Linked DNA regions of Mus musculus: all the other regions are linked to region 4. A link is a loop called in an ENCODE intact Hi-C map of the cell type or tissue named here. Cell type or tissue: left cerebral cortex. All regions are shown on one strand. Each heading gives the region's core, and the rest is flanking DNA. Links, peaks and the distances in the headings are about the cores only. Region 1 overlaps Gm20063 (predicted gene, 20063). Region 2 has its middle 40 kb from the start of Gm22673. Region 3 overlaps Lrfn5 (leucine rich repeat and fibronectin type III domain containing 5). Region 4 has its middle 32 kb from the start of Gm51997. Region 5 has its middle 50 kb from the start of Gm22673.

Region 1 (6,400 bases), core at 573-5,572, 2.0 Mb before region 4:
GCTTTTAGTTATTTTATTAATTATTGGCTCTGTGACCTTAAAACTTTGAAATGATATTGAAAAATCAAGGAGAGATAAAGTTCTTCCTTGGACATTTAAAGAATAATTTGAGGCAAAACAAACAAATTCCACGCACTAAAGATTAAATTAATAGCTAATATAGCTGTGACCTTCATAGTTCTGCAATTTTACATTTGCTTCAAAGCATATTTCTGACATTTCTGAACATGAAGCTCATGAGTGAAGAATATTGTGGCTTCTAAGTCTTACCCCAAGCAACTAATTTTTTTTAGCAGTGTTGAACATCTGGTTTATCTCTGATATATTTATTAAGAAGTTTTAAACATAATTTGGGCTAAAGGTCTAAGAAATGACACTCATTTTTAGTATACCTCAGTGACAAACATACCCCTCCCCCCTTAGTTAGTTATTTCTTGAGCTTTGATTTGACTTGTAAGGACACATTGACTTTCTAGAATCTGCTATTAAGTTTCTTCATTTCCTAATGGGAAGGGAACTATCATTGAAGATTCAAATAATCATTGAGTGGAATGCTGTTTCATGGTTTCTGCTTTTGGTACTGTACTCCCAAAACGTTAAAGTTGAATCTCGAATTTGGAAATACCAGTGCATTAAAAATAATAATACTGATCACTAGGTAGGGATTTCTTGAGAGTTTACACAAAGGGAATTATCTCAGCCAGCATTAAATATCTCTGAACAAAACAATAACCCTTAAGCACTATTACTACTATCCATCCTTTTTATTCTTGTTTTTGTTGATAGTCTGGCAAACAACTCCTTAGTTACTATAGTTACAGTGTATCATTCCATTGAAGAATATCCATCATTTTAAGAAAGAAATGATAGGATTTTGATTTCTTTCTATCATCAAAGCTACTTTGTCAAACTAGATAAAAGTAATTATGATTGTTATGCCACTCTTTACTAAAGTACGACTGAGCTGTCACAATTTATATATTTTGGGACTAGAAAGGGAACTTGTTTTCTAAAAGTAAAGATTCTAGGTAAAAGTACACAGAAATCCAGACTACTTATGCTTTGCTGGTTGAACTGAGTATTAAGTACAGTATGTTTAGACTCTTTTATATTTTGCAATGTTTTGGAAAGATTATTAAGCCCCAGTTTTTATCCATTAAGCACTTTATTATATGTATGTTCACATATATGTAATCTTATGACAATTTACATGCAATCTCTAAGCTATACTCTAAAGTCAATCTAAAGTCAAGCTAGTTAGGAAATAGCTATTCTAAAAACAACTCTGGATTTTTATTATGTCTTGATGTATGCATATAACTGGATACAATGAATCCCATTGGATAGAAGTCCTAAGGCATTTGAAAGGCTTTGATATCATTCTATTAAAAGCCCTATGGTGAAGTATGTAGCAAAACCTTTGTTTTACAGATGTAGTTGTGTTTTTTTTTTTTTCCTGTAAATTCATAGCAATACTCTGCACTCAATCTCTGGCAGGTGACCACAAGTAAGTGATCACAGGTAAGATGACACTCACTCGTTTGAGAACATAGAGTTGGATTTTCTAAAATAGCAGCCCCAAGAGAATTAACTTAAAAAATTTATGTCAATGTATTTGATTAGAATGCATTTACATTAAGGTAAATAATGTCTGGTAAGTTTTATGAGTATGAAAACATATAGTCTCTTGCAAAACCCATAGGCCTATGTAGATCTAAGGTACAAATCAAATGTCTCCCCAAATTGCTCTCCACCATATTTTAAGACATATTCTCTCAATGAACATTGAAGTAACTCTTTACATGAGGCTGGATAGGCCAGCAAGCCCTATGTATTCACCTGCCTTCCTGTTCTCCAACCCAAGAGCTGGCATTTGGCTTTGGGCTAGGTCCTCATGTGTGTCCAGCAAGCCCTTTTAAGCACTGAGTCATCTTCCCAGCTACCAGAACAATTTTTTGACATCAACTTTTACAGCATGATCTGGGAATTTCCCCCCAATTCTTCAGTAATTGTTTTTCTTTCTAATCATTGAATTTGGTAGGAAAGACTGTATGTTCTCTACTAATTTATTTTTTTCTAAATAACCTTCCTTTTTTTTTTCTCATTTAGTTTGGTTACCATGCTTTAAAGTTTCTTTGGTTCCATTGCTCTGATCTTTTTTGGATCAAGAATAAAAAAGCAATATGTTTTGATGGGCATTGAATTGTTTCTTTATACAATGATGTTAAATTCTCTGCTAATAGACCAGGAAGTGCATGAATCACCTCGCTTTTGACTAATGTTCTTCACTACGACTGGAAGAGGGGAATTGACCATAGTTTTCAGCCTTTGTTTCTCACGGAGTGCTTAACCAATAGCCAAATTAATTCATTATAATATTGATTTTTATTTCTCAACTAAGAATTATAAACTCCAGATGTGTCTCTCCTGATTTCTTGTGAAATGTCTGCAAGTCCTGTATGACTTCCAACTCAAACTTCAGGGTTGCTTTTACGATACTCACTCTTACTTCCCTAGAAGCAACATTAGAATACCTGAACAGTGTGTTCCCCAACAATACAAAACATAGCATGGGATATCATTTGTCTAATTTTCTTGAAAACTTAAGGGTTTTGTGCTTCAGACTGAAATTCAAATACTGAGCTGAGAGATGACTAGGCAGTTAAGAGCACTTACCTAGGTCTAGGGTTTGGTTCCCAGAACTGTGAAAAAATGCTCATATCTATCCAGAGTCAGCTCTAGCAGGGATTAAAACCTTCTTTTAGTCGCCTCTGGTGTCCTCAGGAACCACATGCATGTGAAGGTAGATGTCTGTACACATTTACAAATTAATTAATTCATTCATTCATTAATTTTAGAAAAATGCTATACTTAAGGCTTGCTGAGACCTATTAATGACTGCTTTGTAAACTAGCTATCAGAAACAATCTCTTTCCAGTCATGTAATAAATAAGTTTCATTAAAGCATATTAGAAAGAAACAAATCTTTCTGTCTTATTTAGTTGTTATTGGTTTTTGTTTTTTTCTTTTTTAATGTATAGATAGACTCGTAGTCACTTTTTTATTGTGCATGTTTTGACTTTCAGGGATAAAATAATCTCTCAGAGGGATTAGTGTTTTGTTTTGTTTTACTTTACTGCAGTGTGTGTTTGATATACTGTGCTGTAAGAAGTAAATGCTCCAACTGAAAGGTTACAGTACTGAACACAGCTCAAGAGGGTGGACACAGTCCTGATCAAAATCTGTTCAGTTTTGGAAAAGAAACTGAGTCTATCTGTGAGCTGCTGGAATGTGCTGTGGTCTCAGCTATGACCCTGTCACAATGCTGTGTCAATGAGATTTAAGTAAACAATAAGTTCTTATTAGAAACAATGTGAACAGAAAACTTTCCTGATTTTTGTGTTTTCTCGTTTCCAACAATATTTATTTTACTTATTCCTTTGATACTGTAATGTGTTAAGGAATGGAAAACTATAATTTAACAGTTTATTTTGTGATTTTTTTTAAGAAACCACAAGTTTTCCTCTGCTATTTTAATACTGAACTGAACATATGCTAGATACACGAAGCATGGATGAAACAGATTGCTCGGTATGGTAGATCATATTTCAGAGGATGTTTTATCCTATTCTTAAACCAAGAAGTACTTAACAGGTGAAACAGAATGGCTACCAGAGCCACAAAGCAGGCTGATGAGACACCATTTCCACTTAGCAATCCTGATTAAAATCCATTGACAATTTGTTCTCTTTGTTGTTTCTAGCAGTGTGGGGACCTTCAGTGTGCACTGATGATGAATCAGCCTTGGAACCTGGTGTGTTAAGCTTGACTCCAAATGTATAAGTAATTTTTCTATCAAATATGACATTTGGTTGTACTGTATCACTGTTTACCTAAAATTATAATCAGAAAATTGACATTTATCATTAATTCAATATGTAGCCCCTTTGTTTCCATGTGCATATTTGTATTCTGACATGTTCCATGATATTTGCAGCCTAAAAAAGGAAAAATTAACATATATATATTATGTTTTAGAATCCGTGTAGAATAAAACATGATCTTGATGTTTGGAAGGTTATTCAGAGTTGTGAAAATTATCTTCCTCTCTATTGTTTGCGTAATATTTATACCACTCCATCAATCCTGATGCTATTGTCAAAGTAAACTCTTGAGGACATTTTTTTCTTATATAGTAGTAGCTCTAGTTCTTTAATACTCCATGTAGTTCAGACAAGTGTATAATTAATACATATTAGGTATGCTTATAACACATGCATGCCTTCAAAAAATTACTCTAAGTATACATCCTTGCCTGTAATAACTACTTTAAGAAGGAATTCTATTTCAGGAACACTAAAATGACGCAGTCAATGAAGTGCTTCCAAGGAAGCATCATGATTTGAGACCTACACTACCCCCACCCCAAACACTTAAAAACTCCAGGTCCTAGTGAGAAATCCTGACTGATGAAACAATTATGAATTAACAGCTCATTAGAAAGAACACCTAAGCTGTCCCCTGGCTTCCCTATGCACGTGCACACACACACACACACACACACACACACACACACACACACACACACACATACACACACACACACTCATACATGCATATATGTGCACATACTCCTTACACACAAGTATCCCATTCATTCGCATTCCGAAGTATTTGAATTTGCATAGACAGAAATCTGATGTAGAGGATAGAAATGAAATCTAATATAGAGGATAGAAATAATTCAACCCAGGCTGACGTTGCATTGCTGTATGAGATCACTGAGCGTAGTCAACCTCAGCCAGCCAAGAAGCTGAATCCACTCCAGGGCACTAAAGTTTCCTCATAGGAATTTTGTTGTTGTTGTTCTCATCAAACATTCCATAATATTGGACCGGAATTCTCTTCTGTCATGTTGTACTAACTGTGGATTTGTGTGGCAGGGACAGAAAAGGGGGAAGGGTTGATTAGTTCTGTAAATGAAGCCATTCCAATGACTGACTGTGAACACATCAGTGATCAAAGAGCTAACAGTAAGTGGCATAAAGCAGCACAGAGGGATGAATATGTTCTGTCTGATGGGAAAGCTGAGATATTTGTGGTGTTAAAGTCCAATAGTACTTACTAGATGCTAGGAAAGGGCATTATGTAAGGAACCTAAATAGGGCTAGCATAATGAAGTCAGGTGTGAAGAGTAAGCTTTAATGTTGTAAAGCACAGGATTGTTGCTACAGGGTACAATGATGTATTATATATTCTGCTTTTAAAAAAGGAATGAAATCTGAAGACTCTAACCCAAAGAAATTATAAATATTTTTAAAAGTAAATATTTTTATTATTTTAAGTTCCTTCTTTCCAACCAACTCCCCTCTTCATGTGTTTGTGTGTGTGTGTGTGTGTGTGTGTGTGTGTGTGTTTGTGTGAGTGTTTGTGTGTGTGTATGTGTTTGCACATTAGTTCAGTAACTCTGGAAGTCAGAGATACTGCTTTGCCTGGAGTTGGTTTTAAAAGCTGCTGTGAGTCACCTGACTTAAGAGCTGAGACCTGAATCAGGAGCAATTATCGATCAGTACTGGCTTCTAACTGTTGAGCAAAGGAGATGACAATATTAACTGTTCTTATTTTATTATGACATATTTCATATATTTAAATAATCATCCCAATAGGTGTCATTCACAAATACAATAATTATATCCTGGTGTAAAATAAGATAAATAGTATAAGTGATTTGAAATTCTGATTTGTACTAGGTTTCAGAATTACACTAAAAATGGCTGAAAAAACAATTAAAGAAACACTTAACATCTTTAGTCATTAACAAAGTATAAATCAAAACTACTTTGTGATTTCTTCTCCATCCATCAGAATGGCTAAGATCAATAAAACACATGATAGCTAATTCTCTAGTAAGAGGAATACTTCATCCATTGCTGGTGGAACTGAAAATCTGTACAACCACTATGGAAATCAGTGTGGCAGTTCCTCAGGAAGGTGAAAATCAATCGACCACAAGTTCTAGCTATACCACTCTTGTGCATACAAACCAATATGTTATATCTTATTATAGAAACTCTTGCTCAACTGTGTTTACTACTGTTTTAGTCATAACAGCTAGAAACTGTAAACAACCTAGATGCCCCTCAACATATGAACAGATAAAGAAAATCTAGTGCACTTAAACAAAATGAATATTACTAGGCCATTAAAAAGAATGAAATAATAAAATCCACAGGTTAATGGATGGGATGATTAAAAAAATATATCATCCTGAGTGAGGTAATCCAGACCCAGAAAGACAGATATATGCTATATATTTGTTTTTTTAGCTGTTAAGCCAATGATAACCAAATAACATCCTGTAGAACCACATGAATTAGACATAGAGTAAGGGAATTGGGGG
Region 2 (6,400 bases), core at 820-5,819, 190 kb before region 4:
ATTTAGCCTCTCACAGTTAAGGTTAAGTCCTGGGTCTTCTACTTTTTGGATTAATGTCTAATGAATTAACTTAATTTTCTTTCCCTTTTCCTTACCACCCCGGCCCCACCAACCTATGCTCTGTGTGTGTGTGTGTGTGTGTGTGTGTGTGTGTGTGTGTGTGTGTGCTCTTGTGTATGTGCTCATGCACACAGGAACACATGCTTGTGAGTTTTGTGTGTTTATATTTGTGAGTACCAGCATACCTCATATGTCACCGCTACTTGTGGCTAGTCTGAGGACAACTTCAGGTATCAGCATTTGCCTTTTATGGTGTCTGAAACAAGGCCTCTCTTACTCCTCACTGACTGCTCCATTCAAGCTGACCCTCTGGCTTGCAGAAATGCTCTTGTCTCTGCCCCTCATCTTGCTTGTGTGTTCTTGTGATATGAACCCAGGTCATCCAACTTCCACAGTCATTTACCTACTGAAGCATTGACCAGCCCCTTGCTACTGCTCTCTAAAAATTAAAGGCCTTTCTGCCTGTGCACAAAGTATTTGAAAATTCTCAGGCCACCACTCAGGGGTTTTTGCTTTTGTTGTTGTTATTGTTGTTTGTGATATTATTTTTCAATTACATTTATGGTTTTACTCCCAAAGTTGAATGGAGTCATATTTGTCATTTAATAATGCACTCATTAGAAATGTCTTTTGTATGGATCCCCGGGTGGGGCAATCTCTGGATGGTCCTTCCTTCTATCTCAGCTCCAAACTTTGCCTCCGTAACTCCTTCCATGGGTATTTTGTTCCCCATTCTAATGCCAGCAAGATTTTGCTGACATGACCCTGATATAGCTGTCTCTTGTGAGGCTATGCCAGTACCTGGCAAATTCAGAAGTGGATGTTCACAGTCATCTATTGGATGGAACACAGGGACCCCAGTGGAGGAGCTAAAGAAGGGTTCTGTAACCCTGTAGGAGGAACAACAATATGAACTAACCAGTACCCCCTGAGCTCGTGTCTCTATCTGCATATGTAGCAGAAGATGGCCTAGTCATCCATCATTGGGAGGAAAAGCCCCTGGTCTTGCAAAGATTATATGCCCCAGTACAGGAGAAAGCCAGGGCCAGGAAGTGGGAGTGGGTGGGTTGGGGAGCAGGGCAGGGGAGGAATTTCAAGGTAGCATTTGAAATGTAAATGAAGAAAATATCTAATAAAAATTGTTTAAGAAAAAAAAAAGAAGAAATGGCATTTGTATTTATTTTTTAAAAGCCTAAACATCATTTTTCCAACCATAAAGAAAGGAAGAGAAATGGTTAGCCATGCTGGCTCACTCACTCCACCATTTATGGGCTTCCAGGTTTACACCACCTCATGAGAACTCAGGCTGTTTGTCCAACACATTATGGCTTAATCCGAAAGTGAAACTTCAATTCCAATCCCTGAAAATCTATTGAGTGAGAAATCACTTTGTTCCTGTCTTATCAAAATTGTCACAGCTCAGTTTCTCCTACCTTACCAACCTCAACTTCCATGATTTAGGCCCATTCTCAGACAGCCTTTCTTCTCATGTGCCTGTGATAATATTCACAGTCAAGAAGCAAAGAAAGATGCTGCATTTCTGGTGATAATTTCTCATTTTATAATTCAGTGTCTGTGAACAAGGGGTTAACAAAACTATATCTCTTACTTTTGATCAACTGAGCTCTGTTCCCATAGCTATCAGATCAGTGTCAAGGCCAGAGTCAGGATTTGCCAGCTTTCTGTCAGGGTCAACTATACCACCAGAAAACATTGCTAACAATGAGAATGAACCCGGGCCGGTAAATTAAACACAGAAACTATAAATTTTACTTGTACAAACAGTGGGTGTGACTGCCATGTTCTTGGCTTCCCTGAGTTCATCTTTACTTTTAACTGGCATTTCTTTCAGATATCCTCGAAGATAAGCCTATAGATTTGCTGAGAAATACATTAGTTCCTAAGAGGCATGCTTTCCTGACCTGTGCAATGTTTTTTTCCCTTTATTTATTTATTTTTTAAATTAATTTTTAATTAGTTATTTTCTTCATTTACACTTCAAATACTATCCCAAAAGTCCCCCAGACTCTCCCTCCACTCCCCTCCCACCCACTCCCACTTCTTGGCCCTGGTGTTCCTCCATACTGAGGCATATAAAGTTTGTAAGACCAAGGGGCCATTCTTCTCAATGATGGCTGACTAGGCCATCTTCTGATACATATGCAGCCAGAGACACAGTTCATCTTGTTAGCTTTTTTAAATTATGTTTTCTTTTTCATAGGTAAACAATTGTTTATATTTTTGGTGATCACTATACTTATGAAGTATTTATGTTTGGTGTGTAATTATCAAATCAGAATAATTAGCATATCTGTATCCCTATTTCTTTGTGTTCTGTTTGGAATCTTAAAACAATTTTGGTTGTTCATAAAGTATTCAAAAAGGAGGCTGGGAGATGATTCTGCTGAAAAGTTGGCTGCTTTGCAAAGATAAGAACCAGGGTTCAGATTCTCAGAACCATGTAAAAGCCAGGCAGGCATGTATCCACCTGTAATTTCAGCCTTTGGAATGCAGAGACAGCATTCCTAGGGCATCTGGCTACCTAGACTAGCTGGGTATTAGTAAATTTGGGGTTCTGTGAGGTACCCTGCCTCAATTAATAAAATCAAAAATGATTGTGAATGTCAGCAAATATCATCTTTGGGTCCCCACATATACCTTCACCCAAATACACATGCATGTGCCCAGACATGTACAAATATGCATATACATGCACACTTAACTTTATGCACAGACATACAAAATATATGCATTGTAAATATATGTGCAAATATATATGTGTGTATACATATATATACCGATTGTATATATACATATACACATACATCATATACATATACACATATACATATACACACATATACCATAGGGGTTTTTTGTTTGGTTTTGTTTTGTTTTTGTTGTTGTTGGGTTTTTTTAGCTGTAATTGTACTACTGTGGAATGGGATGGTAGATGCCATCCACTGTCTCTAGCTGTGTCTTGGTACCCAATTTAAAACTCCTTGCAGTTCCCCAACTCCTCTTTTAAGCTCCTAGAAATCACTAATTTCCTTTGAGTTCAACATTTTTGGCATCTATTCATGTAATATTTTGATCTTGTTCTCTTTCAACATGAGCTATGCTATTATGTAACTGCTATGCAGGATTCTCACAAAGGATGACTAAAAGTAACACTACCAGAGGAGTTGTGTTCCCTCTCTTCCAGCTCCCGAGCACCCTGGAATCAAGGATGACACACAAGAGTGAGCATGAATACCCAGGGAAGCCATGAGGAATCCTTAGGAGGTGCTATAGTGGCCAACTTTAAACCAGTCATTGCAACCGGAGAAAATAAGCAAATGCCAAGCTTCGTCCTTAAAGTACTGGGGCTTAAAGTTGGACAAAAGTGGTTCCCCTGAAGCCCAGTCAGAGTTCTCACTAAAAGGAAGAGTTAAAAGCCCATTACCTAAAATAGCAAGGAACCATCCGGTCTCTGACTCCTCCATAGATAAGGAAAGAAGGTAGGATTTCAAATTCTTGCCTCAAGCAAATGACAGAAATTTACATGTCAATGTTTTATAAGTATGCAGAAGAAAAACAATCAGTTAAACATAAAATAGTTTCTAGCCTAGGCCGGAGCAACAGCTCCATTGCTTAAGCACTTGTTACAAACACAGGATGGCCTGAATTCAGACCCCAAACACCCACCTAAAAGATATATATGATGCAATATCTATAATCCCAGAATTGAGAGGATAATGGTAGGGGGAAGTCCCTGGGCTTTTTGACCAGCCAGACTAGCCAATCAGCAAGTTCCAGGTTCATTCAAAGTGTCTCAAAAAAGTAGAATGTTACTAAGGAAGCCATCTGACCTTGACTACTGGCTTCCACATGCACACTGTTGCTTGTGCACCACACAATCAATCTGCACACATGCATGCACACACACAGCACTCACAATACACCAAAAGTAAATTCCCAAAATTAAAAAAAAAAAAAAAAACCTACCATAAAGTGCTAGTGAGTGGTGGTACCGCTACAATTAAACTTTTTCCTACTTACTAAGTCTCATCAAAGATTTAGAAGTTATCAAACCTTGATCTTTATTAAAATTTCTATTACTTTCCTCCCATCAAATTTTTTAAAGTGAAATTTAAAAAAAAATTAATTTTTATTCAAAAAACTATTAAAAGTACAGTTCTAAATGAAGAGAATCCAAGTAGGAGACTCCTGCATCTAGTGGGCTGTTGAATTTTTTTTCTTAATTCCTCTATATTTCTGTCAGTTCACCTAAAGAATGGGTTTGATGTGGCTCCTTGGGCTGAGAAACAGATATAGGAACTCACATACAACAAAGAATCTGCATAGTGGCACTGAGAGGACCCCCAGCAATAACATTCTTGATGGAATTGCAAGGCTCATCCACACAGTGCATTTCTCTATCTGACATTTCCCCTGTTTCTCTCATAATGTGATAAAATTTTGTAACTTTGAGAAAAAAAACAAAACAGACATAACAGACATGAAGGAAGAGAGAGGGCTTTACTTAATCAAATCTGAAACTGTGATTCACACAGACCCAGATTTACAGCAATGGAATTCTAGAGAACGTCAATTACTTGAGTAAATTATGCCCACACTCTAAAACTTAGGTTTTCACGGGGTCTCAGACATCTCCCTCTGGGAAATATCAAGGATCTGAAAAGACTGCCTTGGCAAATCTGGAACCTATGTCACACCGAAGAGTACCATTGTACTTGGAGAAACAGCACTGCTGGCTTCACTGCTGGTCTGTGTCCTGGAATAGCTCCAACTCCGGAGGATGAGAACAACTGGACCATAAACAGGTAACGAAAGCGAGATGTGGGAGGCCCCGATGCTTGTCATCCCACTGCCCTTCATCAGAGTGGGATAAAGACTGGGCATCTTCTTTCCTGATTGCAGTAGCTGCATCCCACTCCACTAGCTGCTATGTGAAGAAGGCATACTTGTAAAGTGCATCCCTGTCTAGAAGACAGACTTGTGAAATGCATCCTTTCCCACTCCCCTGTCAGACCCGGTGAGCATCAGTGAGTTCATGTCCATTAAATCATAGAGCTTTTCTGAAATAAACTACTGCCCTTCTCTTTATTAAAGGAAAGAACATAATCATGGTGTGTTGCTACTTCCAGAATGTGGAGAAAGTGAATACCACAGCAATACTAAAAGCCCCCAAGTGAGAACCTACCCTATTGTGATGAACAAGGGGAAGGAAGGGGAGAAAAGAGAGAGGCTGTCCTAATGCCAGACTTGATTAAAAAAAAAAAGCCTGCTTCCAAAAAGCTCTTTCCTGTCTCCCTGATTTTAAAGGGGCAGGGAAATGGTTAATAGGACTGAGGATACAAAAGCATATCAGAACTAAAAGTTAATTTCAAGACGATGTCATCCACTTATTTCAAGAGATTCAGGAAGATTAGGGCCTGGCCTCAGGTAATAGGGAAGCCAGAAGCAGCAATCAAAACCAAACCCTCCACCTGGAGGTCACACCTTCATTATTTAAAGTCTGTCATTTAAGCTGGCCCCATGTCATTTCTATGGTTCCAAATCTTAGCAACTAAAACAGGCTTTTGCGTTCAAGACTCAGATCAATTGTGTTTAGCATGGCTTTTATAGGAAAAAAATTCTTCTAAGTGTTCAAGAAAACTTTCCAGCAAATAAAACCTTCCTCACACCAGATTTTTCTTAGCTCCTGCAAACTAAGGGCCTCTGTAGGGTTATTGGGTAGCTCCTCTCTGCCACAGGGCTCAGTTGCGTGGAGAGGTGGACTCCTCGGGAAGTTGAGTGAGCTTACCCCATGCTGCTGTTGGGCCATAGGGAAGCTCAAGGTGTGGGAAAGTGTAGACTGAGGTGTGGGAAAGTGTAGACTGAGGTGTGGGACAGCCAGAGCTAGCTCAGGGGTCCCCTGGCCCACAGAGAACTGGGCCATGGGGTTCTCAGGCTTTTGGACACCCAAGCACCTCTGGAAGTCTCAGAAAACTTGAGAACAGAATCTGGGCCCTCAGGCTGGATCTAGACCGGGATGGGGGTTTGCGGGTGGGGTTAGGAGGGGAGAAAGAGTGGAGCTATACTTTCCTCCACAGAAGCTTGGGATTGGTGGCAGTCATGGCTGGGAGTGAGGAGAGGTTTTCTATAGGAGATTAGACAGCAGCTCTAAAGGCAAAGACCTTCTCTAGGGCTCCCTACAAGTCGCAATGAAAAGAGACAGTCTGTGGTTCCAATAAAGTGGATGTGTAAAACCATACCTCCCGCCCCCCACACCTCAAGGTGGGCCTGAGATTAAATACCATTTGAAGGGAGGAATGTCTGGGAAAGAAAGTTTATT
Region 3 (6,400 bases), core at 873-5,872, 2.0 Mb before region 4:
TGTTTGCAATGTATTATGTAACTTATTTATTTATTTATACCAAGAATATTCAAAATGAGAACAAGACATAACATGCGATATATTTCTATTTTCAAGAAAGGAAGAAATTGGTCATTTGATATTTCCCGATTTAACCTTGGCAATTCCTATGTAAGGAGATAATTTCCCACCTAACCCTGTAGGTGAAGAAATATGAACTATCAGGCTGCAGAGATGGCTCAGTGGTTAAGAGCACTGACTGCTCTTCCAGAGGTCCTGAGTTCAGTTCCCAGCAACCACATGATGGCCCACAACTATCTGTATTAAGATCCAATGCCCTCTTCTGGTGTGCCTGAAGATAGCTACAGTGTAAATACATAAAATAAATAAATAAATCTGTTTAAAAAAAGAAATATGAACTATCAAAGTCAGTTTTAGATAAATATTAAAAATACTTTATGTAGCTTAAATATTAAAACCTGTCCACCCACTTTACTTGGCTTTGGTGTACTGATAGTCCTTTATATAATCATGTAATTACATTGTAATTTCCCATCACTTGTTACCTATCATTCATAATTACCGTTAAATTATCATATAACACGGTGAAATGCTTTTTGTCAGAGCAGTGTCTGCCAGAGCACCATGAATTTAAAAAAATAAATAATAATTGCTTTAAATTTAGCATCAACTATTTCTGAATAAAATTCTTCTCTATTTATTGAGGGCATCATAATACTGTTTGATTTATGATGATGGAGTACTATTATATGGTTTACCCCTAGCTAAAACAATTTCTATAGTTATAAACAGCACCATCCCTACACCACAGGATCTTTAAAGTATACTTCCTCAGGTTCTAAGACTAAAGGAAAGCATACAAATGAGGGTATAAGCTATGGAGACTGAGTAGGTGGACCCATTCTCAAAACTTCACTGTGTACATGGATCACTGGAATGGCTTAACATACGTTGGTGGTATATCTTAGAGAGCCACACTCATGTGCATAAGGCCTACATTTTAAACATCACTCTTTCATGAACCATAAAGCTTAGAACTATTTTCATTGTATAAAAAAATAAAGGAAAAGAAAAGAAAACCTGAAAAAATCCCAGTATGTTTCATCTCTGAGTAAATAAAATCACTAGAATAAGAAAACAGACTAGCTAGTTTATTCTTTAGAAAATTTCAAGTGAGTTTTCTTCTTCCTCTTACTTCAGTGTTAGCCAAAAAAAAAAAAAAAAAAATGTTTTCAATGCAATTGAAAAAAGACCTGAGTAGTTGTTGTGGAATAGTTTCACTGATGGACAGGAGCCCTGTTAAATAGCTGCAAGTTTCTCATCCTTACCACATAACAGCACAGCAAGAGAGTCAGCAGAAAACATGGTCCTAATTTCACTAGCTAGAAAACTCAGCAAAACCACCAAGCCAAAAGTGCTTCAAGCAGCAGTGCACTGGCTTAAAAGGAAAAAAGGAAATGATGTCCCTTCAGGAAAGATGGAGGTGGGAGTAACATGGGACTGTGCTTAAATACTAGTGACACAAGAAGATAACACTTCAACACCAAAAATCTACTGAATGGCAGGAGAGAACAAAATAATAGCACAAAAAGAAGAAGAGTGGGGCATTCTCTATCAGACACCCTCATCTCTTTTATTTCTCTGGAGAAAGAGGAAAGAAATTACTTTTGGCTGAAATCAGTGAAAGACAAAAATAGATGAACTTTTTTCCTTAAACAAACCTGTCTGTACAGGAGCCTCATATCAAAGCTGAAATGTATGAGAATGCTTCTGTATACATAACGATTTTTAAGAGAGGTTTGCAAAACACAGAATATAGGTCTTGTTCAAGGTCATTCTTTTTAAAAGAGAAAAGGGAAGTCACTGAAAGGATTGATCTAGAAGATGAAATCACATGTCAACTCCTTTCAAGCTGACTCTGCTCGCCCCTGTCCTGTGTGGCCCATAATTCCCAGTTGTTTGTTTGTTTTGTTTTGTTTTCTATTAGAAATGACGAAAAAATGATTGTAAAGTACGAGTTCCTGGCTGGGAAACTCACTCTCAGTGTCATAATCCATCAATGAACAAGAACAGAATAGCTATGCCTAGGGATAATGTCTAACAAGCTGGATAGAAACACCTTAGCCAGCATTAGCCTGCCTTCCTTCCTTCCCTCCCTCCCTCCCTCCCTTCCTCCCTCCCTCCCTCCCTCCTTCCCTCCCTCCCTCCCTCCCTCCCTTCCTTCCTTCCTTCCTTCCTTCCTTCCTTCCTTCCTTCCTTTATTCCTGCCTTCCTTCCTTTATTCCTTCACTCTACTTTAGGAGCTCTATTTCCTCATAACATTTAACCTAACTCCACAAAGGAATGGCCTTTTTAAACCGCAATATTTGTCTGAGCTTCTGAGCATTTAAAACTTGGTTTACAGATTTGTCTGCCTTCCCTGAAGAATGGGTGAACAAATATAGGAACTGACTTGCAAAAGATGAAACCTTAAGTGAGTAAAGGCTAAAGAGAGGTGAAACAGAGATGGGAAAATATGTATTATTCAAGTACTAACATTCTTCACCAGAAATTTTATGTCTGGTCATTCTCACATATGTGATTGGCTTGCAACTTATTATGTTGTCAATATTCCACACAAACTTAGGACAAGAAAAAAAGGCATCTCTCTGATGTTTATCACAGAAGGCAGCATTGTTTGTAGGATTTTTTGAATGATAGAAGATTCCAAATAAATTTACTTAAAAAGAAAAGACATTTGATATGAAATTCTCCTTAATTCTTTCAAATCTTGTTATTTTTAGTTTTTTTTTTTATTTTTTCCTTTATACCTTTTGGGATCTGGGCAATGATACTATTTTATTTTTTTCCTCATTAGACCTCAGACAGTAGAGTATGCATTGTCTTACTGCCTGAGTTGAGTTAACATCTATATCCTTCCTCTGAGTTGAAGTTATACACTAAATCTGTATGAAAAGTGGCTTTCCTAGACTTCATGTTGGAAGTAAAAGATAAGTTGATTACATATGCTACAGTTTTTGTTGTTGTTTTTGTTTTAACTGAAGGCAAAACAGGACTGCAAATGACCTGGTGTCATCTGGAAGAGCAGGAGAAGACAGAAAGAATAGGTATGTCGAAAAAATGCACTTAGCTTCAAGGTTTCAATCCTGATAAACCATGCAATGTTTGAATGTCAAACAATTTTTGTAGCCAGCTTTCATCACATGGTCTTGAATATTCATATATATCGGGAATGAAGGAGAGGGGCTCTAGTCATAATAGATGCTCAAACACCACCGCCCTACTCATCTCCAATCTCCCTTCCTTCAGACTCAGGCAGTCACAGGGGCCACAAGGAGCCCCACTGTCTGCTAGGTGCTAGCTGAGCTCTCCAGCCCCGCCCCATGTAGTGTCAAAGCAGACCTGCCAGCTGCAGTGGTACAGCCCAGCCCCCAAAGCCCGCTGCATTCACGGCCTTGTAGCACCACCACCCTGCAGCAGCAGCAGCAGCAGCAATTCTAGACTCCAGAGAAGGAGTCCGGACGTCAGCGCGCAGGGACAACTAGAGCAGCTACACATTAGCTTGTGATCTGCAAATGCCATCAGATGGATAGCTACAGAAACGGAGGGGATGGAAGACAATCAGGCAGTCTCCCTGCACACCCTAAGCAGCTTTTGCAAACAGAAGACACCACGGACACACTCAGTTCCACCTTCATAGGTCAGTCCCTATCTCTGCCTCCTAGAGCAGGGAACCACTGACCCACCAGGCCAAACTAGCAGGCAGTTCGGGAGGCAGGAGACAAACCAGCACTCCTCAGCTGAAAATTTCAGACCTTCTTCACTCTGGAATTAAACATTGACAAGACTACTTTGGAAGTACCTTTATGTTGTTAATTCAAGCGCCCTCAAGAAGGAAGTGGAATTTTCTGTAGGGAACAAGCAATGGTGGGGGAAGAAGGTAGAATGTACAAGGTACAAGAATAAGGCGCTTCGGAAGTTAACTAAATTTGTTCAGCCTCTTCAAGTGAAGGGAATCTCCATTTTCACATATCAGATCTAGTATGTTAATTAGGCAGTCTTAAATCCAACCTGCTTTTAAATCAAAGCACTAGATGGAATTTTCAAAATACCTATTGTACAAACAAAAACAAACACTGGGGCACAAACCTCTGCCCGTCTCTGAGATAAAGCAGGTGGGGCCAGGGCTGATGTTGTCACTGGGGCTGGGGCTGGGGCTGGGGCTGGGGCTGGAGCTGGGGCTGGGGCTAGGGCTGGGCTGGGTGGTGGCTATTGGTTTTTGGCCTCCTTCTCCTAGACATATAAAAACGACCTCTTTTCATGTATATATTATGCCACCTCAAATCAAAGCCTGGCAGTTAAACACCTAGTCTCAACACACACACACACACACACACACACACACACACACACACACACACACACACGCACACTCGACAATGAATTCCTTTTCATCCTAAGCAAGTCCCAAGAAAACTCCATTTCACATCAAAGTCTCGAGATTCTTAATTCACAACTACTGAAAGGATCTGGGAAGATCCTGCACATCAAGAGAACCTTGGTACAGAGGTTAAGGGGTTTTGGGGAGAAAAAATAAAAGATCTTTGATAGATGTGGGGGGCGGGGAAACAAACACCGGATCTCACTTCAGTATCTGGAGGGTTGGCTACCAAATGGTCCGCAGCAACCATAGCCTGAAGGAAACATGAACCGTTCATCTCTGGCACCTTCAGACAGGTTCAACAAGCCTGGCCCTTTTCAAAAACTATCCTCAGGCTTGATGTATTCATGGATGGATAGATAGATAGATAGATAGATAGATAGATAGATAGATAGACAGACAGATAGATTTCGCTACCACAATAAGTGTCCAGATATAGACTTACATTTTATATACCAGAAACTGCATACCCCGTCACTGAGCAAGCGCTCTTGGATACCCAGCCCTTTCTAATGATTTTCAAAACATTAATAAGTAAAGTAGCCTGCAATGCAGATAAGATGCTAGAAACAAGACCTTAAGGAAAGTGGGTGAGGCAAGTAGTCCTTCATTGTTACCTGGTGCCTCTAGGGGGAAAGACGGTCATAGGAAGACTTTCTGCCGGCAGGTAAGATCCAGGCAAGGTGGCTCCAGGTGGCTTTCACAGTCGTACTGGGGTCTAGCTCATCACTTCGCTGCCCTTTGCCATAGCTCAGCACCCGCATCCTAGGGAGTCAGAGAGGTGGCTCCTGCCCCTGCCTTCGCTGCTCGCAGGTCGCGCTGGGTGGGGAATCAGCGCAAATCGCCCAAACCGGTGGCTCCGCGCCCGGGGAGCGGGCAGAAGCAGGGCGGCCGCGCACACACAGAGACACGCTCACACACACTCACACATTCTCAGCCGGGCGCGCGCGCACTCACACTTGCACAAGCACTCCCAGAACCGCACCGGGAGGGAGAAACAGTTCTGGTCCTTCTCAAGATCCGGTCCGGAAGCCCACCAGCCTACCGGCAAAAAGAGCAGTCGCGTTCTCACATAGCCCTTTGATCACGTTTCCTTCAAGTTCTCCTGCAGCCAAATCCTTGGAATTCAAAAGCTGGTGACATTTCGCTGGGCAGAAAGGGAGTCCTGGAAGGGCTGTGGAAGCGTCGGGGATTCGTTAAGCAGTTTGAAAAGCAATCCTCATTACCTTGTTTGTACAGTAAACCAGCTCGGAGTGCTGAAGTTTGGGCTTCAAATGTTGTGGACAGACACATTCATATTCTTCGGACCAAAACAGGAAAGTCAAGATGCAGGGAATTAATACAGCTGCAAGTCCCTCTCTTGACCTTGCGATGTACCTGGAAGCTCGTTAATACAGCCACTTTCCAAGCCTCTGGATTAAGTGATCCTTACACCTGGGTTCACAGCCCATCAGCCTCCCAGAATCCAGCCTGGAAAACCGGTCTGGGTGTCCTCCATGCTCTGCGAGAACCTGGGCACGGAGGGGCATCTCTGAGTTAACACGTTTGCTTCTGGGCAGTTGGAAAAAAGACTGTCAAATGCATCTGATAGGCGCGCGCACATACACAGGCGCACAAACACACGCATACACACACGCAGCTAGCTGAAAAGAGGCTTACAAAACACTAGAGGAACACCAAGATGACTTGAAAAGGTGGAAAACCTCCAGATTAGTGCCGGGAAAACTGAAGGGCCAGCCGGGAGATTCCAAAAGTCTTCTCAGGTCTTTCAATATTCACATTTCTACGCCTCTCTCTTTCTATTTCTCCTTTCCAGAATGTTTCCTGGATCTGCCCCACCCCCGTCGAGTTGCGCCTTTTTTTTTTCCCCTAAGATAACCGACCACACAACATGAATTACATGGGTGCGTTGTGCCCACAGCTCCACAAAGTCCAGAATCCTAAGGACCAGCTAGCTAA
Region 4 (6,400 bases), core at 481-5,480:
AGGAGACAAGTCTATGGTAAGTATGGATAAGATATGGACACATTGTGGGGTAAGGGTTTTGGCAGGCTACGCTGAAGATATAACCTTTATTCCTCTCACAATTTCTCTGGGAAAATCTGTCCAACTCAAAACAATGAACCTACAAATGATCCTTAGGGGCATAACTCATCTGGAAGCTGGAGGCTGCGTTCACAAGCATCTTCTGCCTGTCAGGCCCAATAGATCAGAGCAGGGAACAGCACTGATTTACAGCCTTGGCCCTGTTGCCAAATTCATAATTCATAATCCTAATTCATAGTCTTTATCCTTAAATTGAGAGCTATAATATGTCTGCCCCAGATACAAGGTGGTTTCTAATGAGCATGGCCATTTTTGAATGAGTGCCTTTCAAAATCGACAGTACTAGTTCATTTACTCCACCATATTATGCATTCTGAGTTCATAGTATTGAATGTAGGAACTGTTTATAGGAATATGATTTCTGCGATTAGTGCAAGTACCCCAAAAGAAACATTATAAGCTCCGTCTTTACTCGGTTTCCTTGTTTATCTTGACCTATATATGATTTTCAGAATATTGGCATTGCCCAAAATCTTTCTAAATTTAAGGGTGTTAATTGAACATATTACAATGCGCATGTTAGCTGTACATTTTAGAATGCCTCAGAGCTGCTCTTAAGACATGAAAAATTGATTTCTGCAACACTGGGTGCAATAACAGGGTGGTACAAGCGCTTAAGACAAATGTCCAAAAATTAAAAACAAAGGTGGAAGGATACAGCGAGTCCCTTTCATGCTCATCTAGTGTATTATTTTGAAATCCACTCACAGATGAGATGGTAGACAGATCTATAAATGATAAGAGATATGCAGTGATACACATATACTCTTTGTTTCTCAAATACTCTTAAATGACTTGGATTAAATCATTGACAAATATTCATTCATATTTGAACAAGATTCACATTTCCAACTTTCTTTCTTTTTTTTTTTTTTTTCTTTTTTTTTTTTATTGGTTTTTCGAGACAGGGTTTCTCTGTGTAGTCCTGGCTGTCCTGGAACTCACTCTATAGACCAGGCTGGCCTCGAACTCAGAAATCCACCTGCCTCTGCCTCCCGAGTACTGGGATTAAAGGCGTGCGCCACCACCGCCCGGCTATTTCCAACTTTCTTAAAATTAAGCTTTGCCATATATTTTGATGAAAGCGGTGAGGGAAGAAAACCAAAGAGCCTCATGACTCTCAGGGAAAACAATGTTGACTATTTATAATCCCTTCTGGTTTGGTCTGATAAGTACTGAGCTGGTATTACAGCAGAGTACAGCCGGCATCTCACTCCTCTAACATGTTCCTCTCACCACAGACTCGTTTACTTTTATGTTAGAACAAGTGCATTTTGTACACCCTGTCCCTTCAAACCTGAGTAAAATAAGCAGGTATTTGTCCCTTGAAAAAGGACACGCTCACCTAAAGCAGCCATTGTTTTTCCAGTGTTTGCAAGTGAGAACAATGGAGGATAAAAAAATGCCTGGCTTGCCTGTGGCCATGATGAGGAAGGGGCATAGCATGGAGGACTCAAATTCAAGGGTGTTGGCCCCAAACTCTGCTCTCTACACTGTGCCCAACTGACACACAAGCCCCCAGTGCACCTTTACATTTCCTCTTTCAGTAAAACATAGTGCAGAAAACTCTTGTTTTGAAGTAAATCAAAATTGAAACGAAACAATAACCAGGTGTCCCTGTGGCTAAATCAGTTAAAGGGCCTGACTCATAACAGGAAATCCTGGGTTTAATTCCCAGTAGGACCTTCTGCCTTAAGCAGCTAACTCACTTTCCAGTTCTCTCCCTTGTAACACTCAGGCCCTTTACTTCTCAACATTGCTTCAATAAACAGAAGAAAAGAAACAAAACAACAAACTACTTCAGTGCAGCATTATCTTTGGCCTCAAATATAGACTTGCGTGCAAAAGCAGCAATCCTCTGCTTTTCTCTTGCCTTTACCCAGACTTAGTCCAATGTTGCAGCAGTTTTCAAGCTGAAGTATAAGCACAAAGCCTTTCCAATGTGCCCAAAGGCTTAAGGAAACACAGAGTTAACGTTTCCAGATCTCAGACTCATTCTTGAAGCTGCTCAAACTGTAGAATCTGGGATCTAAGAGTCTTTCCTTTCACTGTTCAAGTGCCCACCCGCATTACACACACAAACACACACACACACACACACACACACACACACACGCAGGCATACCCCCCCCCCATGCTATAATTTGGGAAATTATTCCCGGATGTCAAGGAGAGGGGCACATCTAGAATATCACTTTCCGGAAGGAAATTCTTAGAAGTGAGACCAAATCAACTTGAGGAAGATATATTTGAGAGGAACTTGTTTCAACCATGGTACCAACTGTCTACTCATCTGCATCTTGGGTGAGCCACCTATTTACCAACTAACACCAGTCACTCAGTCACCTATCCACCTACTAATCTGTCTTAGAACAGAGGTGTTAATCAGATGTATGAATTTTAGGATGAAATCAGATATTTTCTGGTGGAAAGTAGCCATGATTTGGGTGAGCAGTTTCACAATGAGGCCTGATTATCTGAAGGACCAGATTTATAAATTGAGCTAAATCTATACCCCAAGACTTGGATAAAACTGCATTTAGCTTATGTATATTATATAAGATAAGCAGTGAGATATGCTGAAAATATTTTATATGTTAACGTTTTTATCTCAAGTTCAAAATATGTGAGCAGACAGCAGATTTTTTTATGAGTTTAAGACAGTTTTTGATGAGAACAAAGACTTGTTAACAAGTGCCTGATGCATTGCACACCCCCGCCTCTCTAGCCTGGTCCTTAGCACAGCCCCCTCTGCAGCCTGGTCCTTTGCACAGTCCCCTCTCCAGCCTGGTCCTTTACACAGTCCCCTCTCCAGGGTTCTCAGCTACTTCTCCATTGCATTCCACTCACACTCAGCCAGGAAATGTCCACCATGCCTGCTCTCTCCTCACTTAGGCTCAGATCTTGGGCACTTGTGGAAGAAAGAAGAGCGTTGGCACCATGGTTTCCTGGCATTCAATGTGGACTGGGGTGCCTGATGCTGTTTTCTTCCCTCCTCCTCCTCCCTCATCTTTCTTGTTTTCCACAGTGGCCATCTCTCACATTTGTCAAGCCTCCCACACCTCCTCTTACCAACAGCCTACAACATCTTCATCCAGACCACATTTGTCTTGCCTAAATTCAGTCCCTTCTATAATACAACTGCTCTTGGTACCCTACGCCTCTTTCCCCAAGAGGTCTTTTTTTTCCTAATCCCACCTCCATTCCTCTATGCCTCCTACTCCATCTTCAAGCTCTTGTTCCCATCTGCAGTTGGAAATACTTCGGTTTCACACATTAAAATGAACATATACACCAGGAGCACATGTGCCTTCCTGCTGGTTGCTTACCTGCCTGGAACCATCTCCTTGTTCTCCTGACCTCTCCCTCCAGTGTGCTCACTTGTACCCTAGTCTCCTTTTTACCAGTGTTGTTGTTGCTCTTATCACCCAAAGTTGCTGGCTGCAAGACGGGGCATTCTCTTTATAAAATAATATTTTTCAGGGCTGGAGAGATGATTTAGAAGTTAAGAGTGAATGCTTCTCTTACAGACGTTAAGAGTTTAGTGCCCAATAACCACATCATATGGCTCACAAATGCCTCTAACTCCACTCTAGAGAATCCCACATCCTCATCTGGCCTCCATGGGTACCTGCATGTACATTCACACACACACACACACACACATACACACGTGCACACGCAGGAGAGACAGAGACTGACAAGAGAAATTGATAAATACATATTACAAAGAATGCCTTTCCTACATTTCCTTGCACAATCTCTGCCCCTCCCCCATCATTATACTTAAATGTAGGACATATGTCACATTCACAGTCTTGATAGACTTCTTATCTCATCAGCCCACTCTGTCTCCCTGGATTCTGCCTCCTGTTTATTTGTTTAAAAAGTACCATCTGTCTCTAAAGATCATGTTGTAAGAACTGTCAGTATATACTCTAGGCAACTGGATCAATCTCCATCATTTTTGTTTCTACCCTTAGGCTGATAACGTGGAAATATGCATATTTCACTCAGACCTTGTTTGCAAGCTTCTGACTTACACATTTGACTGTCTCCTTGAGAATTTATTTTGATTAGCCTACAGGTACCCGAAGTTTAACATACCTAAAGCTAATGTCTACCTCATCTCAAGGGCACTGTACATCACCAATTTAGACTGAACCTACTGTTACCCTGAACCTCCCTCTAGTCTTGAATCTTCATCTGTTTTCCACAGTACAACCAGAACAAGAATTGCAAACCACAGAAAAACTGTCATTCATTCTGCAGCAATATGGTTGGAAAACCTTCTGCAGGCTCCTATCACCGGGTGCTCCCTTTTCATTTGTTCAGTTGCCATATTAGTTAGACCCTAAGTGCACAGTCTTAAGTCCCTGGCCTGGCTTTCATGACCCGGCTTCCCTTGGCCTTGCTCCCGGTGTCCATCTCACCTCTCCCCACCCCTAGTCTGCTTCTGAAGTGATTTGAGCTCCCAGCCCTTGCCACTCCCCTCCCTCTGCTTCTTTTGTCTTTTATCAATCAAAAACTTTAATGCAATGTTGTAAGGTCCAATTATGATGCCTTAAACCACATGCAACATTTTTACAAATTTCCCACTCTTCCTCCTACTCCTACCACTCTCTGCCTTCAACTTGGCCATTCCTCCTACTTAACACACAGGTTGCAAATCAAATGTTACTGATCCTTGAAAACTTTTACTAGCATCACAATGAGTCTTATTTTTACCTTTATCCATCCATGATGCACTGTACTTGGTATTGTATTGCACTTGCGCTGTGTTGTCTCTTAAATATTCATTAGTTACAATCATTTTTAAGTCATTGGTTTCATTATGCGGTTTCATACATGCTTATTCTCATGATCAGCCTTCTCCCACTTCCCATGCTTCCTCACCACAATGTTCTCCTGTGTTTTCATGACATAGATTTCATTACCTGCTTCTCCCAAAACACACCATGGTACTTTTCTAGTTTCATGATTATATCCAGTATATATATTATGTGTGTGTATATATATGTGTGTATATATGTGTGTGTATATATATGTGTGTGTATTATATATGTGTATATATATGTGTGTGTATACATATACATTGTATATATGTATATATGCATATATAAATATCATTCCATTGACATCTAACCCTACCCTCATAGACTCTCAGTTCATCCTTTCTCCCTGTTATCCACTGAAATCTGAACAAAGCCAAACAACTTCTGACTTTCCAAATATTATTTTTAACCTCCAAGGAGGAGTTGTTTTATTCAGGTAGAGATATTTTATAAATGTGTTTTTTCCCTCTGTGTGAGAAAACACAAGTTGAAAATAATATTACATTTCTAAAAGCTCGTGCTCCTGATCCCATTCTCTTTCTCGGTGTGCCAGAGGCATGAACTTTTAGACCCCCAGCTGCAGTTAGGAAGATGATTTATTAAACAGACTTAAATGAAAGGCAGCTTGGTGTGGATTCACTTGGATTCACAGTCCATGCCTTGGGGCTGTTTTAGTGCCAACTTCCTAACTAATTCAGAAAAGAGAAAGTTCTCTCATTATTTCGAGTTAAAGAGCTGCACCTACCAGCTCTTGTCTGCATGCGACAGAAGTATCAAACTAAAAATTGAGATTCCGCTGCTCACAGTCCATGTAGATTCTCAACTGTGCCATGGTTCGCATATAAACTGATTGCAAGACCAACCACGAGAACCATTTTCAAGCGAAGCCTCTAGCATTTGAGATATTGAATCCTTTTTTTTTCACAATGGTCCTTCCCTAGTATTATTAGTCAGACCATCTACCAGTTCTCTTTCCAAACTTTCCACACATTTTATAAAATCAACTTTAAAATTAAAATAGAAAAATATAAATGTCTCAGTGAACTTTATGGAGAAACCCTAGCTGTATAAACACACAGAGAAGAAAGAAATCACCTGAGTGGCTGTCTCAATTATTTCTCAGAGTAGGCATGTGAGAGGCCTGTCTAGGAGCTGGTTAGGCTGATAGGGCATACCTTAGACCTAAAGCATCCATAGATCTTGAAAATGCAGGAGGTCATCTTCTAGCCATGTTGTAACTAGCAAGGATGGTCTCATTGACAGTGGGCTTTTCCAGTTGGACCTGGTTAACGTGTACTGAGCTCAGTGCTCTGCTTGACTCCATTGACTGTGTGAGGGGACCACTCAGCCTAAGCAGACTGAGCACAATGACTTGCAATCTGATATACAAGAATGTCTTTCTTCTGTTAGGAAGTTTACCTTGGATGGAAAACTGTCTTTACCCA
Region 5 (6,400 bases), core at 478-5,477, 200 kb before region 4:
GTAAAACCCTGTGGCTGCATTCCTTGGCAGGATACAGAGAATATGCTGATGTTCTCATGTAAAAGGGTTAGACTCTGGGTCAGAAACTCAAAACAAATTTCACCTCCATTTTCAAGATCTTCAGGGAGACATTCAAAGCCATGCTAAAGGAATGGCATTATTTTCATTCATTTGGATCCTGGGTATTTCTAATATCCACCATCCAGATGTGAGTTGAGTTTCACCAACCATCTTGACAAGTAAGACATCTACACACAGTAAAATGTACCAAGGACACCAAAACATTGATAGTAGCCAGCCAGTGTTTGAAAACGATGGAGGCTGGGCTCAGCACAAGTACTCCGCTGTGGTTACAGAACTGGCTAAAGGATCAAAGTGATATAAGAAAGGCAAACATTTCTTCCTTCCCTTCCCTCCTTCATCTTCTCCATTCTTCAGCCCTTGCTGTTTGATAGATAAATCGGAGCTTTCCCATTCCCTACCAACACTAAAAACACAACAGAAATTGAGGCAATGTCCATACATATTTGAAATAATGTGTCAGTTGCTTGTATTATATTTGGATTTCAGCTTTAGGATAGTAAGAGACCATTGCAAAACAGAAATTTCTTTTTAAAAAAAAATTCCCCCCAAAATCATGATTGCTATGAGCCAAAACAATAATCTAGAAATTCCCTGTAAATCTGGGTTGGACCCACTCTCTCACTGCAGCCTTCTTACATGTTAGCTTCAAGTCAAACATGATGAAACACTCAGGAATTTGTCCCTGAAATCAGGGATAAATATGATTATTTTAAAATCAGGGTCTCTAAGATCTGGTTTGTGGCCTTTCTTCTACTACAGAAACAAACGCAAAGCTCTAGATTGGGGGCCAGGATTGTAGTGTTCTCTGAGTCCTGTGGCTTTATGGTCTTTCATTCAACACAGTGTAGTATAAAGGTAGCAGAAGTCCAGGCAGAGAGGGCATGGAAGGTGGTATGAGGATGCCAAGCAGCTGGGTAGTCCTGCGGAAGCTACACATCAGCCCAAGGCCACCTAAGCCACTTAGAGACACATGACCTTTCTGGCAGTAAGACATTTTGCCTTTGAGAGATTTGTCAGTTGGCCTGTTTTGTAGGAATTTGTTTTGCTTTTATTTTGTTGGGCTGGGAATGAAGCCAGAGTTTTTCTCTATGCTAAGCAAGTTCTTTAACAGAGCTCCATCCACAGCACCATGTTTTTGATTTAGTATTAGACAATTAGTTTAACCATCTCAGACTGATGGAAATGTTTACCATGAACATGTTTTTCTTATGCCAAATACCCTTTGTATACAACTTATTACTGAGTGAGATAAAACTAAAATGTGTCACAGTTTCTTTCTCTGACTTTTTAGTATTAAATCACAGTCCTTTGTACAAAAAGAAATTGTTTCCAGGGAAATGTTCTTAGTATTGTATTATCATACTTTGCACTGACAAAATCCCTAAACAACCTGTCAAAATGACAAAAACTTTTTTCAGTAGACACTATCAGACAAATTAGACATAGATCAGGTTCCACATAAAGGTTTGTTAAAGTTATCTAATTTAAGGTTCATGAAGCTATTTCTGAAATAGCATTTCATTGTATGAAATGCTGTATGCTTGGCATATTTAAAGCCTATCAAAGTTGTGACTCATTAGGGACTTCTGTTAGATGACTCTTAACAAAAAAGTCAATTGTACATTTTAAGAAGGATTAATATTCAGTGAACAAATCAAAAGGCATTTTGTTCATCAAAGATTAAGTGCTTCAGAGGTATTAGAGAATAAGAAATCTGATGATTAATTCTCTTTAAAATACTTTTCAACTAAATGTAGAAACGCACCAGTCTTGCTTTTGAACTAGAAAATACATTTCTATATTTATCGATCTCCAAATCAAGACAGAATGCTATTGTAATTCAGAATTCTTTTCTTTTCTTCTCTTTCTTCTCTTCCTTCTCTTCTCTTCTCTTCTCTTCTCTTCTCTTCTCTTCTCTTCTCTTCTCTTCTCTTCTCTTCTCTTCTCTTTTCTTCCATGTGCTTCTACTGTTATTTCTGGTACTACACAATACTTATCCTGAAGCAAACACAATGTGAGTCAAACCCACATCTATCTCCAAAACAGATTCGTCATGTGCTTTCCTATTAGATGGAAGTATAACCTAAGAATTCAGGAGAGATACATTTGGCTACATTGAGCTCTATTTGAGAGAGTTGCACTAGGCATTAGAAATAGCAAAGTAGGTAGCACGGATCTTTTCGCTAGGAAAATCTGATAACTTAAATTATGATGGAAGAAAGAATCCCCCAAGTTAAAATCGTCAGCTTGCTACAGTGAGAGAAGCGTCAGCCGAGAAGCTTCGATGGAGGAATTGCCCGGATCAGATTGTCTGTGGGTCTGTGAGGGATTCTCTTGATTATTAATTGATATGGAAAAGCCCAGAGGAGTAGCACATTCATCAGACAGCTGGTCCTGGTCTGTATAAAGGGACCAACGAAACATGAGCCAGAGAGTGAGCTCAAGAGTAGGCCCTGAAGCAGAGTTCCCCCACGGGTTCTACCTGGAGTTCCTGGTTAAGTTCTGCCCTGACTTCTCTCAATGATGGATTGTGAGCTGGAAATACAAGCCAAATAAAGGCTTGCATGTCCATGTTGCTTCTGCCATATAGCAGAAGAAAACCAAACAGCATTCCAAACTTTTCGTTTCCCGGGGTGATTTCATCTAACTTCCGGCCCTCTCCACCCGCAGCTCCACCTGGCACTAGGAAACCTCTCTTCTACTTTTGGTCAGAACTGGGCATCCCACTGCATCTCTGCCTATGTCTACATGGCAGAAGTTCCCCAGTCAGGAGTTTACTTGTGTAAACTCCTTGATAACATAGAGCCCTGGCCACCTGAAGTCCTAATATAGGGTGATTGCCATGAGAATGGCTCCCAGAGTCTCATATATTTGAATCTTGGTCCCCTTTAGTAGAACTGTTTTCGGAAAGACTTGGTCGTATGATCTCAGAGGAATTGTGTCACTGGGAGTGGGCTTTGAGGTTTCAAAAGCTCATGCCAGGCTGAATCTTTCTTTCTCTGTGGCCATATTTATGGATAAATGTCAGCTTTTAGCTACTGCTCCAACGTGTTGCCTGCCTACTGACATGCTCCCGTCCATGGTGATCATGGACTCACTCTGAAACTGCAAATGAGCCTCCAACAAAATACTTTCTTTTCTAAGTTGCCTTAGTCATGGTGTCTCTTCACAGCAATAGAACAGTGACTAAGGCAAACACTGGCTTCAATGAATTATTCATATACTGTGTGAATTATGGAAAGAGTGAAGAAAATTAACACCATACACCGTTTTAAAAGAGTAGGAGCCCTTATGAGTGTGACTAGTTCTTAGTCAGGGTGCTTTTAAACTGACTATGTAAGCCTAAATGAGTCCTCCCAGCGATCATCTGAGATTAACATTTGTGTTAAGTTAGCATTAATGCAACAGTGCCCATCTGCAACTCTTTAACCAACTGAGCCAAGTCCTGGGAAGAGTATGCATTCTAACTTCTGGCCAATTCTCAGTGCTCTGGATGAATGGCTATCTTTTCTACTGAAAAGAACTCCTGTTGTTCCAATATGTTTGCCAACTATGGTTTCCACATTTGAGGACGTCCAAGGGGCATTTCAACATCATACTCTAGACCAAAGGTTGATCTGGTAGCTAGTACTTGACTCTCTCATGGCTTGACGGGATTTTTTTATGTTCCATGCTTGAAGATATTTTGCTAATTAATGAATCTCACCCTGCTCTAAAATATAAGTATTAGGAAACTGTTAATGTTATTAATTATCCATGCCTAAAAAAAATGTGCTGAGGTACATACAAACTATGAAATTCCAAACTCAGCTGCTTAGTACTATGAAACTATCTTTAAAATAACAGGAAGGGAAAGTCCTATAATCAGCATTTGAAATATCATTTATCTAACTAGAAAATGAATAATCATAAGTACATAATTATAATGGATTATCGACCATTAACAATGTAGAGGGCCTGGGGATATGGCTCAGCTGGTAGACTCTGGTCTAGTACGCACTAATCCCTGAGTTCAGTCCTTGAGCATCAGACATGCATAAAACTGTCATGGCGGAACATGCCTGCAATATGAGGCAAGAAGGTCAGACATTGGAGGCCATCCAAGTTCAAGGCTAGCTTGGGCTACATGAGACCTTGTCTTTCAAAATTAATTAATTAATTAATCGATAAAAACAAAATTAATAAAGTCCATGTATCCTTGAAAGTAATTTTAAAAGCTTGTTGCTATACTGTGTTCTATCTGCACACCAGGTCTATTCAAACTGCTGTAATAGTATAAGATCAGTTAATGTAGCTTCAGACAACACTGGCCTGAGAATAGGAGAGTAAAACAAATAAAGCAAACTGTTTTGCATCTACTCAATTCCGTGGCTGAATCTTGATTACCAAGTCAAAGTTAATACAGCATTTCCCTAGAATCTGATTAGCCTGGAACTCATTTAGTAAAAATGTGAAACTCCTTATTGTTGCTCTAAAAAATATGGGTTGCTGAATAGCAGAAATTCTATTCTACATTCAGATTAAAAAAGAAAAAAAAAGTGTGACCTTGCAGAAGAGGAGTTTCCTTGATGAGGAATGAAGACAACACTTACCTGTAGATATAAGAATAAAAGTTTATAGATTGTTGCTAGGGGTTTATTCTGGTTTAGTAAATTTGTAGTTGTAGCTTCTCCTCCAGTAACCATGTCTTTACTAGCACTGAGTAGTTAGCCAGGTTTCTGGTGCTACATATGCCCTCCCATCCCCTAGCACAAACACCTGTACTATATAAAAGCTCACATGCTAGTTATAGGCTACTCCCCACAGAATACTCTTTATTCCTCTTTATAGTGATCTAGTAGTGATTTTTTTAATTAATTGTTTTATTTATTTACACTTCAAAAGTTTCTTCACTCCATCTCCTTCCCCTCCACCTCTGAGAGGGTACTCCCCCATCTGCCCACCCACCTTCACCTCACCCCTACCAGCATTCTTCTTCCCTGGGGCATCAAGTCTCCAGGAGATTAAAAGCATAGTTTCACACTGAGAACAGGCAAGGCAGTCCTCTGCTACACATGTGCCCTGGGCCACAAACCAGCCTTGTATGTTTTTTGAGTTCTGGCTTACTCTCTGGTAGCTCTTAGGGATTCAGTTAGTTGATACTGTTGTTGTTCTTATGGGTCAGCAGTCTCCTTTCAGCTCCTTCAGCCTCCCCCAACTCTTCCATTGGGGTCCCCAGTCTCAGTGCAATGGTTGGCTGTGAATATCTGCATCTGTCTTAGACAGAAGCTGGCAGAGTGTCTCAGAGGACAGCTATGCCAGGCCCCTGTCTGCAAACACTTCTTGACATTAGCCATTAGTGTCCATGTTTGGTGTCTGTAGATGGGATGGATCCCAAGGTGGAAAAATCTCCAGACAGCCTTTCTTTCAGTCTCTGCTCCATTTTTTTTTTTTTGTCCCTGTATTTCATTTAGACAGGAACAATTCTGGGTTAAAGATTTTGAGGTGGGTGCATGGCCCCATCCCTCTACTGAAGGCTATGTCTATCTACTGGATCTGGTCTCTTTGGGTTCTTTCTCCCCACTGTTGGGTATTTCAGATAATGTCATCCCCATTAGGTCCTGAGAACCTCCTGTGTCCCTGGTGTCTGAAACTTTCTAGTGATCCCCTACCCTGCCCCCACACCCCACTGCTACATATTTCTATTCATTCCCCTGGCCCTGTGGATTTCTCTCCTGTCTCTTCCCATATCTGATCTTGCTATCCCCCTCATTTTCCTTCCCCACTTCTCCAACCCAGTTCCCTCTATTCCTCTGCCTCCCATAATTATTCTGTTCCCCCTTCTAAGTGGGATTGAAGCATCCACACTGGTCTTCCTTCTTATTAAGCTTAATATGGTTTGTGAATTGTATCATGGGTATTCTGAGCTTTGGGACTAATATCCATATATCAGTGAGTACATACCATGTATGTTCTTTTGGGTCTGGGTTACTTCACTCAGGATGATATTTTCTAGTTCTATCCATTTGCTTGCAAAATTTATGAAGTCGTTGTTTATCCATTCTTTCATTTAGGGACATCTGAGTTGCTTCCAGCTTCTGATTAGAAATAAGGGTGCTACGAGCATATTGGACCACATGTTCTTGTTATATGTTGGAGCATCTTTTGGATATATGCTCAGTAGTGGTATAGCTGGGTTTTCAGGCAGAACTACTTCCAATTGTCAGAGGAACTGCCAGATTGATTTCCAAAGTGGTTGCACCTATCTGAAATCCCACCAGAATTGGAAGAGTGTTCCTCTTTCTCCACATCCTTGCCAGCATCTTCTGTCACCTTT

What was found. Peaks named below come from ENCODE experiments on the same cell type or tissue, not always from the same donor. Only the 100,000 strongest peaks of a DNase experiment are listed, where the experiment ranks them.
Region 1: a loop joins it to region 4, with 6 times the contacts of the local background. A loop is called at or near these places in 3 of 42 quality-filtered maps.
Region 2: it touches region 4 in a loop (2.0-fold over the local background); 2 of 42 quality-filtered maps call a loop at or near these places.
Region 3: it touches region 4 in a loop (2.8-fold over the local background); 3 of 42 quality-filtered maps call a loop at or near these places.
Region 5: a loop joins it to region 4, with 1.9 times the contacts of the local background. A loop is called at or near these places in 2 of 42 quality-filtered maps.

Annotation. Positions count from the first base shown.
Region 1 is chr12:61,513,215-61,519,614 of GRCm38, reverse strand. Gm20063 (predicted gene, 20063) reads left to right here. Exons shown (of 3, transcript NR_045049.1): 2 at 3,764-3,814. Among named protein-coding and RNA genes, the nearest start is that of Gm20063, 5.4 kb to the left of the region's middle. In left cerebral cortex, for the core only: no CTCF peak of the experiment used is centred there; a DNase peak (open chromatin) is centred at 3,637.
Region 2 is chr12:59,710,277-59,716,676 of GRCm38, reverse strand. No RefSeq gene overlaps it. Among named protein-coding and RNA genes, the nearest start is that of Gm22673, 40 kb to the right of the region's middle. In left cerebral cortex, for the core only: no CTCF peak of the experiment used is centred there; a DNase peak (open chromatin) is centred at 3,274.
Region 3 is chr12:61,523,489-61,529,888 of GRCm38, reverse strand. Lrfn5 (leucine rich repeat and fibronectin type III domain containing 5) reads right to left here. Exons shown (of 6, transcript NM_001310586.1): 1 at 5,059-6,400. Among named protein-coding and RNA genes, the nearest start is that of Lrfn5, 3.5 kb to the right of the region's middle. In left cerebral cortex, for the core only: CTCF peaks have their summits at 3,458 and 5,055; DNase peaks (open chromatin) are centred at 1,441, 3,457, 4,693 and 5,400; H3K4me3 peaks cover 3,579 bases; H3K27ac peaks cover 3,019 bases.
Region 4 is chr12:59,518,951-59,525,350 of GRCm38, reverse strand. No RefSeq gene overlaps it. Among named protein-coding and RNA genes, the nearest start is that of Gm51997, 32 kb to the right of the region's middle. In left cerebral cortex, for the core only: no CTCF peak of the experiment used is centred there; DNase peaks (open chromatin) are centred at 2,534 and 3,227; H3K27ac peaks cover 983 bases.
Region 5 is chr12:59,719,894-59,726,293 of GRCm38, reverse strand. No RefSeq gene overlaps it. Among named protein-coding and RNA genes, the nearest start is that of Gm22673, 50 kb to the right of the region's middle. In left cerebral cortex, for the core only: no CTCF peak of the experiment used is centred there; DNase peaks (open chromatin) are centred at 1,126 and 3,289; H3K27ac peaks cover 459 bases.